2 separate regions of the Homo sapiens genome follow, and region 2 is linked to region 1. Evidence: read pairs that join two places in POLR2A ChIA-PET (ENCODE). Cell type or tissue: IMR-90. All regions are shown on one strand. Each heading gives the region's core, and the rest is flanking DNA. Links, peaks and the distances in the headings are about the cores only.

Evidence for each region. Peaks named below come from ENCODE experiments on the same cell type or tissue, not always from the same donor. Only the 100,000 strongest peaks of a DNase experiment are listed, where the experiment ranks them.
Region 2: POLR2A ChIA-PET joins it to region 1 with 5 read pairs; 2 of 35 experiments call an interaction of 5 or more read pairs at or near these places.

Annotation. Positions count from the first base shown.
Region 1 is chr3:8,423,576-8,426,491 of GRCh38, reverse strand. The region is part of intron 3 of LMCD1-AS1 (LMCD1 antisense RNA 1); the gene reads left to right. Among named protein-coding and RNA genes, the nearest start is that of LMCD1-AS1, 77 kb to the left of the region's middle. In IMR-90, for the core only: no CTCF peak of the experiment used is centred there; no DNase peak of the experiment used is centred there; H3K27me3 peaks cover 166 bases.
Region 2 is chr3:8,553,867-8,556,782 of GRCh38, reverse strand. All of the region lies in intron 4 of LMCD1 (LIM and cysteine rich domains 1), which reads right to left. Among named protein-coding and RNA genes, the nearest start is that of LINC00312, 16 kb to the left of the region's middle. In IMR-90, for the core only: no CTCF peak of the experiment used is centred there; a DNase peak (open chromatin) is centred at 1,592; H3K27ac peaks cover 1,478 bases.

The DNA of each region.
Region 1 (2,916 bases), core at 212-2,711:
ACGATCATGATAACAGTGACTGATATTTATCAGACTCTTAAGATGAGCCAGGCCCTGCTCTAAATGCTTTGAAAGTGGTATCCCTTTGAATCCTCACAGCAGCCAGGGCTGAGGGTTTGTGAGGTGAGTTGACTGAGCGAAGATCAAGAACTGAGAGCTGGTCTGGGCTCAAGGGTCAGGGCTGACTGACTTGGAAGTGGTGCTGTATCTCAGAGTGGCCATCAGAAGTTCTCAAGCTTGATGTTCTGAGATTGTGGATTCCACTATAGTCCTGGTGGTGGTCATGTTTTCCCAGGTGTGGTGGAAAGTTCTAGTCAGGATGTTTGCAGCATAGGGTAGTGGCTATGCACACAGACACTAGAGCCAGCCAGCCTGCACCAAATCCTGTTTTGCCACTGACTGTGTGACCTTGGGCAAGTAACTCCATTTTTCTGTGCTTCGTTTGCTTCATCTGCAAAATGTGGCTGATACTTGTCTCTTAGAGCTACTGCAAAGATTCCAAGAATTGGTGCTTGTAAAGCATTCAGAGCAATGACTTGCACAGGGAAAGCACAATGTGCTTGTTAAAATACTTAATTATCCCTTGCAAATAGCCATGTAATTCCAGAGACATTGATGCCTTATGTTAGCTTATGCTGGTGGGTGTTTGTGGTCTCATCACCTTGAATGCAAAAGCTATCACTTCAATTCCAATGGAATAATTAGGTGTTGCTAGACTGGGAAGGGGGAGGGTATATTACTTCTTATGACCCATTGTACCTCATTTTATTTTTTAGTTAGCAAGAACAAATTCACAACTGAGTGAAAATAAAACATAGAGAGTGCTTTTTGTTAATAAGAATGTTCTAATTTTGAAAAAAAAATGTAGCACCTTCATTTAGTTCTTATGAAAAGCTGCTCTTCGCTGGGCAGGGGGCCCTTGGTGTGTTTATGAGGATAGGTCCTTCAGGATGAGCCTTCCTCTGGGTGGTTTTTGGCCCCAGCTTCTTAGGGAAGGGGCTCAAGGAGCTGATTGGTGCAGGCCTGCAAGGAAGAATCATCTCATACTCAAGGCTAGAAAATATAAATTAGAGCTACAATAAATGAATATCCACACTGGCAATATTGAGAAAATTGGCAGATGTCCTTTTAGGAGCAGTGAGCAAAAGAATGCTTAGACCTGCCTGCAAGGCCTTGAAAACTGCTGCAGGCTGGCAAGTTGCTTCTGGCAAAATTAAGAAGTCAAATCAGCCTGAGACTCTTCCAGAGAATGGCTATTTCCAGGTCAGTGCATCTATTTTCTCATATTGGTGTACTCCTTTCTAGGTGCCTCCTAGCCTGGGCCAAGATGCCTCCCAGTGACTCCTAGAACTGGTCCCTGGCTGCCTATTCCTGAGACCTGGCCCCATGGGTCTCAGCATTCCCTTCCACTCCACTCTTGCCTAAGGCTGGACTGGATACTACCAGATTTGCAATAGATTGGGTGTGATGCTCGGTTTACCACTTCCCTTCCACTCCACTCTTGCCTACGGCTGGGCTGGATACTATCAGACTTGAAATAGATTGGGTGTGATGCTTGGTTTCTATTTGGTGACCAAACATGGCTTGTTTTTAGAATGAAAGGGAAAAAGAAGTGGGTTAGAGAGCCACAGAGTCATTGTTGAGAGAGGAGGGCTTGCCTGTGAGTGAAAAGTAGAAATATTAAACATGTTACCTGGGATCAGTTGAAATTATTAAAAGGGTTTGTAAAGATGCCAATGGTGACTGTTTTAAGTGCTGTGCCGGGCATGCTTTATATTTTATGACTAATCCTTCCAACAATTTATTACATATATTCATTTTGCAGATAAGAAAACTGAAGCTCAAGGAACTACGTAGAGATCAATCTTACTGTCTAGCTTTCCAGATGATAATAGACACATGACCCAGCTTCTTCCATCATGCTCGTTAAAACCACCAGCCAATCCCCAGAAACAGCTTCCTAGCTAAACCAGTAGCTGATAGCTGACGCATAAGTGAATTGAGACCAGAAGAATCTTCCAGCAGAGCCCAGCCCAAGTTGCCAATTCTTAGAACCATGCACTAAATAAATGATTATTGTTTTCATCCATTAAGTTCAGGGGTAGTTTGTTATGCAACAAAATCTATCTGATATACTTAGCTTCAAGTCATGCCCATTCATCCCAGAATTGGGTGGTAAGTCTAGAGGTAGAAGTTAGGACAGGTAAATTAGAGACATCTTTTTCCTTCTTCATGGTTCCCAGAGAGTGCATTTTCACAGCTTTGTGCCACAGATGCATAATGCTGTGATTGTTTGTGAACACCTCAAGAAGAGCTGGAGTCTTACCACCATCAGTGAGAACTGGAGTTCAGTCCCAGTCCTGACACCAACTTGCCAAGTGATATTCAATGATTCCCTCAACCAATTTGGTCTGCAGTTCCTTTCATATTTAAGAAGATTTCTCCTGTCCCTAATATTATGTGACTCTGTGATGCATCGCTAGAATGGTGGTCATACTGTCCACATTTGGATAATTTATTCTAGACCACCGGAGTGGCACAAAATTATGTGACAGATTTTTTTAGTGTGACTTGTCAGCACAAAAGGAAACAAACCGTAAACTGGCTAGTGCTGCAATAAAAAAAAATCTTTTTACTGACAATATAGCCAAAAAAAAAGTCTTAACTATAAAACTACAAGTTTAGGAAGCGAATACTCAAGTTTTCTGACAAATAAGGTTTGCATTATAAAACAAAGGATTTTTTAATGAGCTTTTTGTTGAAATTTATAAAACCACATTGCTTTTGGCTGTTCTGTTAGAGGCAGAAAAAAGGTTTGGTTGGCTGACTTCCATGAGCTCTATAAAATTTACTAATTTGTTCATTCATTTATTTGGTGAGTGTTTACTGAGCCAGACATTGTTCTTATACTGGGAG
Region 2 (2,916 bases), core at 249-2,748, 130 kb before region 1:
GAACATCAGTGTGGGTTGTTCTCAAATCCAGCTCTGACAAGCATGGGCCCAAGGACTGGCTCCTTGCAAAAGGATGCTGCTTGGTCCACAGCTGAGCAGGGACGGAGTCTCAGATGTGTTCATTCCAATTGCAACGGCTTTGCCCGGGGCTTAGAACTGCGTGGGTGCTCCAGAGATGGGAACACCTGTTAATTAGAGTCTGTGTCAGGTTTGGAGTGAGGCAGGTCTGGATCCTAGTTCTGGATTAACTACTCACCATCTAGGTGACTAGACAATTTCCTCAGCTTTGTTTTTTGAAATTTTTGTTTTTGTCTGTAATCCACAGTAGCAAATACATTACACGTCCTGATCCAACACACACACACATACACACACACACTCCTGAAAAAAAAAAGCTTCCTGGAAAAATATTTACTACTCCTGAAACACTCTTCCCTTTTCAGTTAAAAAAAATTCTGGTTGTAGTCCACTAAATTGATGTATTACCCACTGACGGATTGTGACCTGAAGTTTGAAAACACTGTTTAACTTTGCTAAGAGTGTCTTTTAATTCCCTTGTTTGTAAAAAGGAGGATGATATACTTTGTAGGATAATTCTTAGGATTAAGTAAAATAACATGCAAAATATCTGGCACAGTGCCTGGCATAACCTAGGTAGTCAATGAATGGGAGATGACAGCATCATCATCATCGTCATCATTTAGCTCATATTAGCAAAACAAAATTGAGTAAAACCAAAGAGATTAATAAAAAGCTAAAACTATTCTTTATGATTCTTCCAGTTCAGGGGTCAGCAAACTGCATCCATCTGTGGGCCAAATCTAGCCCACCGCCTGTTTATGTAAATACAGTTTGATTGGAACACAGCCAGGGTCATCTGTTTAGATATTGCCTATGGCGGCTTTAGTGCTTCAAGAGCTGTGTTAATTAGTCGTGACAGAGACCATGTGGCCTGAAAAACCTTCAATATTCACTATATGCCCTGTACAGAAAAAGTTTACCAATCCCTGTTTTAATCAATGGAATAATATGCAGCCCACTCAAAAAAAAAAAAAAAAAAAAAAAAGCTCGTTGAAGGCCATGTGGCAACATGGAAAAGTATTTATAGTATAGTATAAAAAGTGGGAGAAAGGGAAGTTTCTTTGGAACAAAAAAAAAGATCTCCCTGAAAGTCACTAAAGTATCTCCACTGCAAAGCAAGAGGCAGGCAGATGCCGAGAAGCTGGTAACCATAGTGATTTTGCGGCTGCCCCCAGGCTCCTGCCCATGGTGCCTGAGCCAGGGGTGGCGGGACTGTGGGGAGCAGGGATTCCTCTGGGTGAATGACCCCAGGCTTGTCTCTGGGCCTCTTACCCTCCTGTCCTCCAGCTCAGATGGGGCTCACTAAGTGGGGAGGAGTGGCAGTTTCAAATTCCCAAGTGGGGCTGGCAGGAAAGCCAGCCAGCCTGCCTGCCGAGCCCACAAGCCAAACATCTGCTTAGACAAAGACTTGGAAGTCCCTTGCCCACAAATATGTCCTTCTATTGGGGCTGGAGTTGGGCTGAGCCGCCAGCTGCTGTAAGTTTCCATCTGAAAAGCAGACCTTTGGCGGGGGGGAGGGAGGGGACGGAGGCCTCCCGTCCCCCTCTCAGCATTCTTGTGGGGAAATGGGGCAGAGGGGTCAGACTGTGCTCCCAGGATCCTGGAGGATGATTTCGGACCATATTCACGCGTTTTTATGACTGTGGGGAACATCTTCACTTCTCTCAATGGGCTGTCCTCCTCTTAAGTTTGCTCTTTTGGGGCAGTCACTTGGCCTGAGGAAGGAGTGGTTGGGGAAGGGGCAAGACGGGGAGGCGCCCGGCAGGAATGGTAAATGCTAAAGAGTAGAGATCACATTAAAGGCTATGCTCTGGCTTTCTTTCCCCTTTCTTCAGTTACAAGTTCGGGGTGTGGAGAAAGGCGGAAATTCCTGGGCAAAATGACCATACCCGGGAAATCTGTGTATTTAATTTCTGAGAAAATATTCAGCGAGCTCTCTAAACGCAAGGCAATGGCTTGGTGGAGCTGCTAAGAGTCAGAACATGAAGATCATTGCCCACCCAGCTCAGGGGCCCATCAGTTCCATCCAGGTGGGGAGCGCAGGGCTTGGAGAGTGCGCGAGGGGCTCCCACCAGCCTGGTGTGAATGGGTCCAGGTTGCTGGAGTCGGCAGCTCCCTGGCCACGGAGATCTCTGATACTCAAAAGGCCCACAAGAACCCACAGTGGGTGGAACTGGGGGTGGACATGGGAATCCTTTCATTGTTCTCAGTACGCAGATAAGAGGCTCCCAAATGCTCAGTGGGCTGAGCTGCAAGCTACCCCATACACGGCTGCCCACCCTGGAGAACCTAAACACTCACATATATATCCCCTGGCATGGTCGGACCCACCCTGCCGAGGCCCCACCCCAACACGGCTTCAGACTTCACTCTGCCGGTGAAGCAGAAGGACTGGGGATTGAACCGAAGCCCCGCTCTCATCAGCACGTGGGGTAACCTCACTGCGCCCCAGGGTCCTCATCTGCGAAATGGGTATCACAACCCCAACCTCTCTCACTGGTTGTTACCAAGAGTTAAAGAGGTTTATTACTTGGGAGGTTGAGGCGGGAGGATGGTTTGAACCCGGGAGTTTGTGGCTGCAGTGAGCTATGATCCTGCCACGGCACTCCAGCCTGGGTGAGAGAGTGAGAGCCGTGTATCTAAAAAAATAAAAATAAAGAGATTGAGACCTTACACAGTGCCTGCTGCAGCCTCACAGTTTCCCCTTTCTTCCCTTGATTCTCAACTTGTCTTCTTTCCTACCCTCCATCCCCGCACAATGGGACATGTGAGGAAAAGAGGGAGACTAAATATTTTTGAATTGTATTGGCCTCACTGATGGAAAAGGGCTCGCTT